Regions from separate parts of the Homo sapiens genome. Here region 2 is linked to region 1. A link is an interaction called in ENCODE POLR2A ChIA-PET data of the cell type or tissue named here. Cell type or tissue: PC-9. All regions are shown on one strand. Links, peaks and the distances in the headings refer to the core of each region. The heading gives the core; the rest is flanking DNA.

The links. Peaks named below come from ENCODE experiments on the same cell type or tissue, not always from the same donor. Only the 100,000 strongest peaks of a DNase experiment are listed, where the experiment ranks them.
Region 2: POLR2A ChIA-PET joins it to region 1 with 5 read pairs; 1 of 35 experiments calls an interaction of 5 or more read pairs at or near these places.

Annotation. Positions count from the first base shown.
Region 1 is chr5:74,309,264-74,312,183 of GRCh38, reverse strand. No RefSeq gene overlaps it. Among named protein-coding and RNA genes, the nearest start is that of LINC01335, 2.4 kb to the right of the region's middle. In PC-9, for the core only: no CTCF peak of the experiment used is centred there; a DNase peak (open chromatin) is centred at 1,603; H3K27ac peaks cover 1,449 bases.
Region 2 is chr5:74,212,628-74,215,547 of GRCh38, reverse strand. No RefSeq gene overlaps it. Among named protein-coding and RNA genes, the nearest start is that of LINC01335, 94 kb to the left of the region's middle. In PC-9, for the core only: no CTCF peak of the experiment used is centred there; a DNase peak (open chromatin) is centred at 1,427; H3K27ac peaks cover 882 bases.

The DNA.
Region 1 (2,920 bases), core at 107-2,606:
GACATCAGAGGTTTGCAGAGGCCAAATAGCCTTCTTTCCAACAGTGATTTGGTAATAGGCTTCTGCTCTTTTGTTTCTTGCTCAATTGCTAAAGTTTTGGGTACAGTTCTTGAAGGATTCATAGGTGCCTGAAAAGCCAATACATTCTTCCACATTGCCCTGTGCTTAGTGGTTATGCTTTTCCTCTTTATCAGCAGGAGTTAGAAAACAAGCAGATTTTCCCTCTGAGATTCTCAGTATTGTTCTGGGTTCTATTAAAATGCTGGGTTAGTTTTCAGAGGGATTGCTTCATCCTTTGAGCAATTAGTACCTTTTAAAAATTCTGACATCTTTCAGACCCTGTCCTGCAGACCCCACTAAAGTGCTTTTGTCAGAACAGTTTTAGCAGTCCTAGATCATGTTTTGCCAGCTGCTCCAGCCAGCGGTACAGAGAAAACACTTAAGCATATGGTTCAGATGCTTGCATTTTTATCTGGGTAAAATCTGTGTGAAAAGGCCCCAGAGTTTAAAAAGCCAATCAGTGTATATGATGTCAGAATGCTCACTGTTTGTCTCATTTTCTTAACATCCTGGTGTGATCTTCTAGGTGTGTCTAATTGTTCCAAAGGCACAGCTGTGTGGATTTGATTTCCCTACAAAAAAAAAAAAAAAAAAAAAAAAAAAGCCATATCCTCCAATGTCAGGGAACAGTCTATGACTTCCCTTCTGGTTCTCACCTTGGAATTTCTATGAAGCCCCCAGACTTCAAACTCTTTTGGCGGCAAAGTAGAAAGCATTTTTCCTTCAGCCTTAAAGGCTGACTTTTGATACCTTTGAACTTATCCTGAAGAACAAGGACCATTCAGAATTGATCTCATCACTCGGACTTTTAAGCATGTTCATAGCTCAGCGCTAAAAGGAAAAAAAACGGAGGGAGAAGAAAGGAAATCTTCACTGATCTTTCCTTTGTACATACTTGTGTGACCCTTTCATGCAGGCTTTTGTGGGGGCGTTGCAGCAAAAGATTGTTTTGCCTCAGAGAACAATTCTTTTGAGACACAACAGACTTATTTTCCTGGAGCTGAAATGAGTAGTTCAGCATTGACGTTTAAGGCACCCTCTGAGTCTGATCCTGGGGAAGCGGGAAGCTACTATTTGTAGTTGGAAAAAATATCAACCTCAGATGAAGCAAATCATAGACTCTACTGTTTCCTCAAGTTACTCAAGGTCAATAATGTCAAAGATACTCGCTAAGCAGTGGGCATATTCCTCTAGGTAACGTTCTGACACGATCCATTATTCAAGTCAGGCAACAAAGCTGCCAAAATCCAGAGAGGACAGACATTTGTGATGAACTTTCATCCTGAGAACTACCTTCTTGAATGAGTAGGCTATGGCCTCTCCCCATTACCTCTTTGTCCTCTATGGAAAGGATCAAAGTGTCTGAGACTGGAGTGCCTGCTCTGTGCCTAGATTGGAAAACTAGGCTGGTTTGATTTACCTACAGAAAAAGCCTGTGGCTAGAAACCAACTTTTCCCACAGCTGCCCGGTCCAGCTCCACCTCTCCTTGGGAAGGCGTCTCTCCTTGATTTGGAGATTTCCTGCAACACACTATCCTGACAGGTGACTCAGCTGCCAAACTTCCCTTCCTGGACCAATTGCACTGCTGTTGAAGCACTTATAAAGTATATGACCTAGTCTCAATTATTAGTACTCACAGAAGAGAGCAATGATGTAAAGCAAAAAACAGACCCAGCTAGCAGTCACTTCCCAGAACATGTGCTTTTGAATTGCTATGTTTTCTACTGCCGGGGTATGAGCTTTCCTAACACCAGCATAAATATCACCCACACAGCCATTTCTTATGTTTTTTATTAGATATTGTTTTTGCAGTTGATAGGAGTCAAAGAAGGTCCTTATAAAGCTTTGTCTCAGGGAGTCTGTGTCAGTAATAAGTGACAGGAAACTCAAAAAGGCTTAAGCAGAAAAGGGAATGTATTAATGAAAGGTATTCAGGGCTTCAGAATGATAGATTTGGGGGCTTAGGTTAGTTAATCACAACTGTTATTATCATCATATTTTGACTTGGTCATTTTTTTTTTGTAAGCTTAAAAGTGTCAACTCCATGTGACAGCAAGATAGTTCTTAGTTTCAAATCCAGCAAGCAATAAGAGTGACTCTTTCCCTCACAAACACCTCAGAAGAAAACTCTAAGGTATCTCATTGTCCCTGTTGGGTTAAATGTCCTTTCTAAGCCAGTTATTGAAAAATGTAATAATCATGTTGGGTGGTCTGAATCACATGTCACAATGAGCTTGTGTTATGGTCATCTCCCTGGAACCATGTAGACTGAAAATAGGAGATGAATGGATTTCTAAATGAAGATGGGGACTGTTTCCACAAGAAGTGGAAGTAGAAACTGGGTGTGACTAAGAGTACACATGTTCACTTTAGGCACAGATACAGCTAAGCAACCATACCTTCTCTAATGGTGCCAACTTCATAGCAGGCTATATCTGCCATGACTTAGTAAAAGGGGAAGAGAGGAAGATGTGTAGAGATGAATAAAACAGAATCTTTGCCTTTGAGAATGTTGGGGCCCAGAAAGTGATGCCCCAAAGACTGTTGCTGTGATGTGCTGAGGAGCCCTAGAAGCTGCCTAAGAATGAAGGTTCCTCTACCTTTGTCTTGTCTCTTAAGCACAAGGAAGGACTCTTCCTGGAATTTCTTTATGTGACCAAGAAAGCTCCTTTCCAAAATAAATGCAATTATCTTAAATGCTTTCCTTAGGGACCTCATCAAATAACCAGGAAAGATTAATCACCTGAGAAGAGAAGAGACTGGGAATCTTCACCCTGCCCAGACAGACTTTTCATCTATTCTCCTGAGAGCAGCTCCAAGAGATTACCTGTGGGACTCAATTTGCATAATAAGATGACC
Region 2 (2,920 bases), core at 303-2,802, 97 kb after region 1:
TTCTTCCTTCTCTTTCCCTTCCACTGGAGTCCTTAACTCAGCTGGCAGAGGTAGGATCTTCTTCCTTCTCTTTCCCTTTCCCCCCTCTCTCCTTATCAGATGTCTTTTTCTTGTTCATTTCCTCTCTATCCAATCAATGGGAATCTGCCAGCTCTCATTCTTCTCCAGTTTGGCTTCACTGTGGCCATTTTAACCCCATCAGCTCTGTAACACTCCCAGGCAGAACAGTTGCTGGGAAGATCCCTGGGTATCTTCCTTTTAGAGTGTAGCCAGGCAGGGTTGGAGAAGATTGCAAACACTTAGAGGTCAGTATCTTCTTTACAACTTCCCTCTTCACTAGCAATCCAAGCGTCCCATTCCTAGAACTCCTTCCTTACCTCTTGCTTTAAGTGAAACATTAAAAACATGCAGTATCTGACTGGGACGCCTGGGTTGGAAGTAAAAGTCACATTTTGGGAGGTGTTTCCATGCTCATGTGGTCTTCATTGTGTGTGTCTCTCATTCTTGTCCTTTCCCTGAATCACTAGTGTTTCTGAGATCATTCCCCAATGCCCCAGCATTTCTGTGCCACGGCAGATGGTCAAGAAGGACCATCTTCCGGTTCTCTTGAGGCAAATGGGGTTATTTAAGGAAGCCTTTGGATCTTTTTAAGTGAGTTGCCCAATAGGATTCATCAGGCTTTGAGTGGGCTCAGTGGGGATCTATGGAGGTGGTAGCTTCCCAAGGAGAGGCAGATTCTAGCTGAGGTTCCAGGCCTATTATATGGGTGTAAATGGGGTTCTGAGGCCAGAAATACAGCATTTCCTGCTGCTGTGTTCACACTTACCTGAGTCCCGTGTGACTGTGGCTGTTTTTCAGGCACAATCAACACAGTCTTAAGTTCTTTTTGGCTTCACATGAAAGAGCAACATGATCTCTACTCCCACTTCAGAATGACTGTTTTCCTAAATAGTGTACTCATATTTCTTGTCTTTGATATGTGTGGATTCATTTCCTTATGTGTTACTCTTCTGGTGGCATAGCCCCTGCTGCCCACAACCGTCTCCCCCTACAAACACACACACACAGTCTCTCGCGTGCACACACACACACACTCACACACACCCCTCAGGAGAGAACAATTGTGTGGCCCAGCACTCGATAATGCCAGGATCCCAGAGTGTGCCATCTATTCAATGCTTGCCAAAAAACCTGACCCTTTGACAGCTGCAAACCAACCACAGATCCTTGCTCTAAGAAAAAAAAATTCTCCAATGGCAGGTCCATTGGTAAAAGTGGGTGACAAAGGAAATTCTAATGTGCAGCAGGCGAGTGTGAATGTGTATGTGTGTATGAATGTGTGTGTGTGTGTGTGTGAGAGAGAGAGAGAGAGAGTGCAAATCTCACAGGCATCACTTGACAGAGTCTGTGTTTGTGTAACTCATTAGTTGCTTATGGAGTCATTAGGGCTGGGGAACCAGTTCTACCTCATTGTAGAACTGTGTACCTGCCACAAATTGCCTTCACCCAGCGTACTTTCTCTTCATATACTTGTCCTCTTGGGTTGAAACCCAGGCTTTGTACTGGCTAAAAAAGACATGGAGGGAGCCCAGGACATAGATTAGATGGTCTTGTCCAAATCTGGCACTGCCAGGAGAGGCAGCGGAAATGACAAATGGCATAAATCATGAATGGAGTCAGGTTTTCTGGAGGTAAATCCTGAAACTGCTGCTTTCCAGCCATGTGACCTTGGACAAGCTACTTAATATTTGTGAACCTCATTCTCTTTATTTGTAAAATGCGAATGGCAATACTAGTACCCACCTCATGGGGTTGATGTGAGGGCTGAATTTGTTAGCACAAGTCTTGTTCACAGTAGGCTCCATATAAGCACTTGCTATTTGTTATTTATGGCACAATGGGGATGGCCTTTTATTCTAACCATTTCCAGAGTTACTACCCTGATCTGAGCCATTGCTATCTCTCACCTGGGTTATTACACAGAATTTCCTAACTGATCTCCCTTCTCCCTACCCTACTGAAGCCAGAGCATGTCACTTCTCTGTTCGGAATCATCTGCTGACTCCCCAAGTCACTCAGAGTGAAAAAACAAAGTCAGTATATTGGCCTAAAAATCCAATCCAGCAACCTGCAACCTTCTGTCTCTGACGCCGTCTCCTGATCCCCCTTCCCTTCCTCAATCTACCTGCCCCACTGGCCCCCTTATCTTCCTCCAACAGATTGCTGTTGCCTAGAATTCAAGATCATTCTCTCTTTAAACCCTACTCAATAATTTTCATCTTCCTGGGCACACAGGCCCTAAAACTTAGAGAACAATTTTTTAATAATTCCGCAGACTCTGCTCTTCCAGCTCACACTTTTATTCCAGGAATCCTGCCTTTTGATGATTGCTTTATACTCTGTTGGACTGAACCTTTCCCATTACATGTGTGCCTGCCCCTCACTCCAAAAAGGTGATTTCCTCCTTGAAAACTGGAACCAAGCTTTTTCATTAATTTGCATTCTTCCCAGAGCCTTGCACATCACCAAGTCCTGATAGGTTAACTTGGGTAGTGCAGAGGCAGGACCTTAGGTCCTGGGTGGGCTATTCCCATGTTTCAATGTGAGTAATTACTTCATTCACGACATGTAAACTGAGCACCTACCAAGTGCCAGGACCTGATGTGGGTACAAGAGTAAATGTGACATGATCCCAGCTCTCCACACTTCTCATAGAAGGGATTTTCAGTCATATGCATTAGAATCATCTGAAGGGTTTAAAAAATAAAGCTATAGCTATAGGCATCCATTTGATATAGCTATACATTGGATATAGATATAGATGGCACATACAGGTACAGATAAACATATGTGGAGCCCCATCCCAGGCCAGCTGAATCACAATCTTCAGAAGTAGGGTCCTGATAGACACGTATTTTCA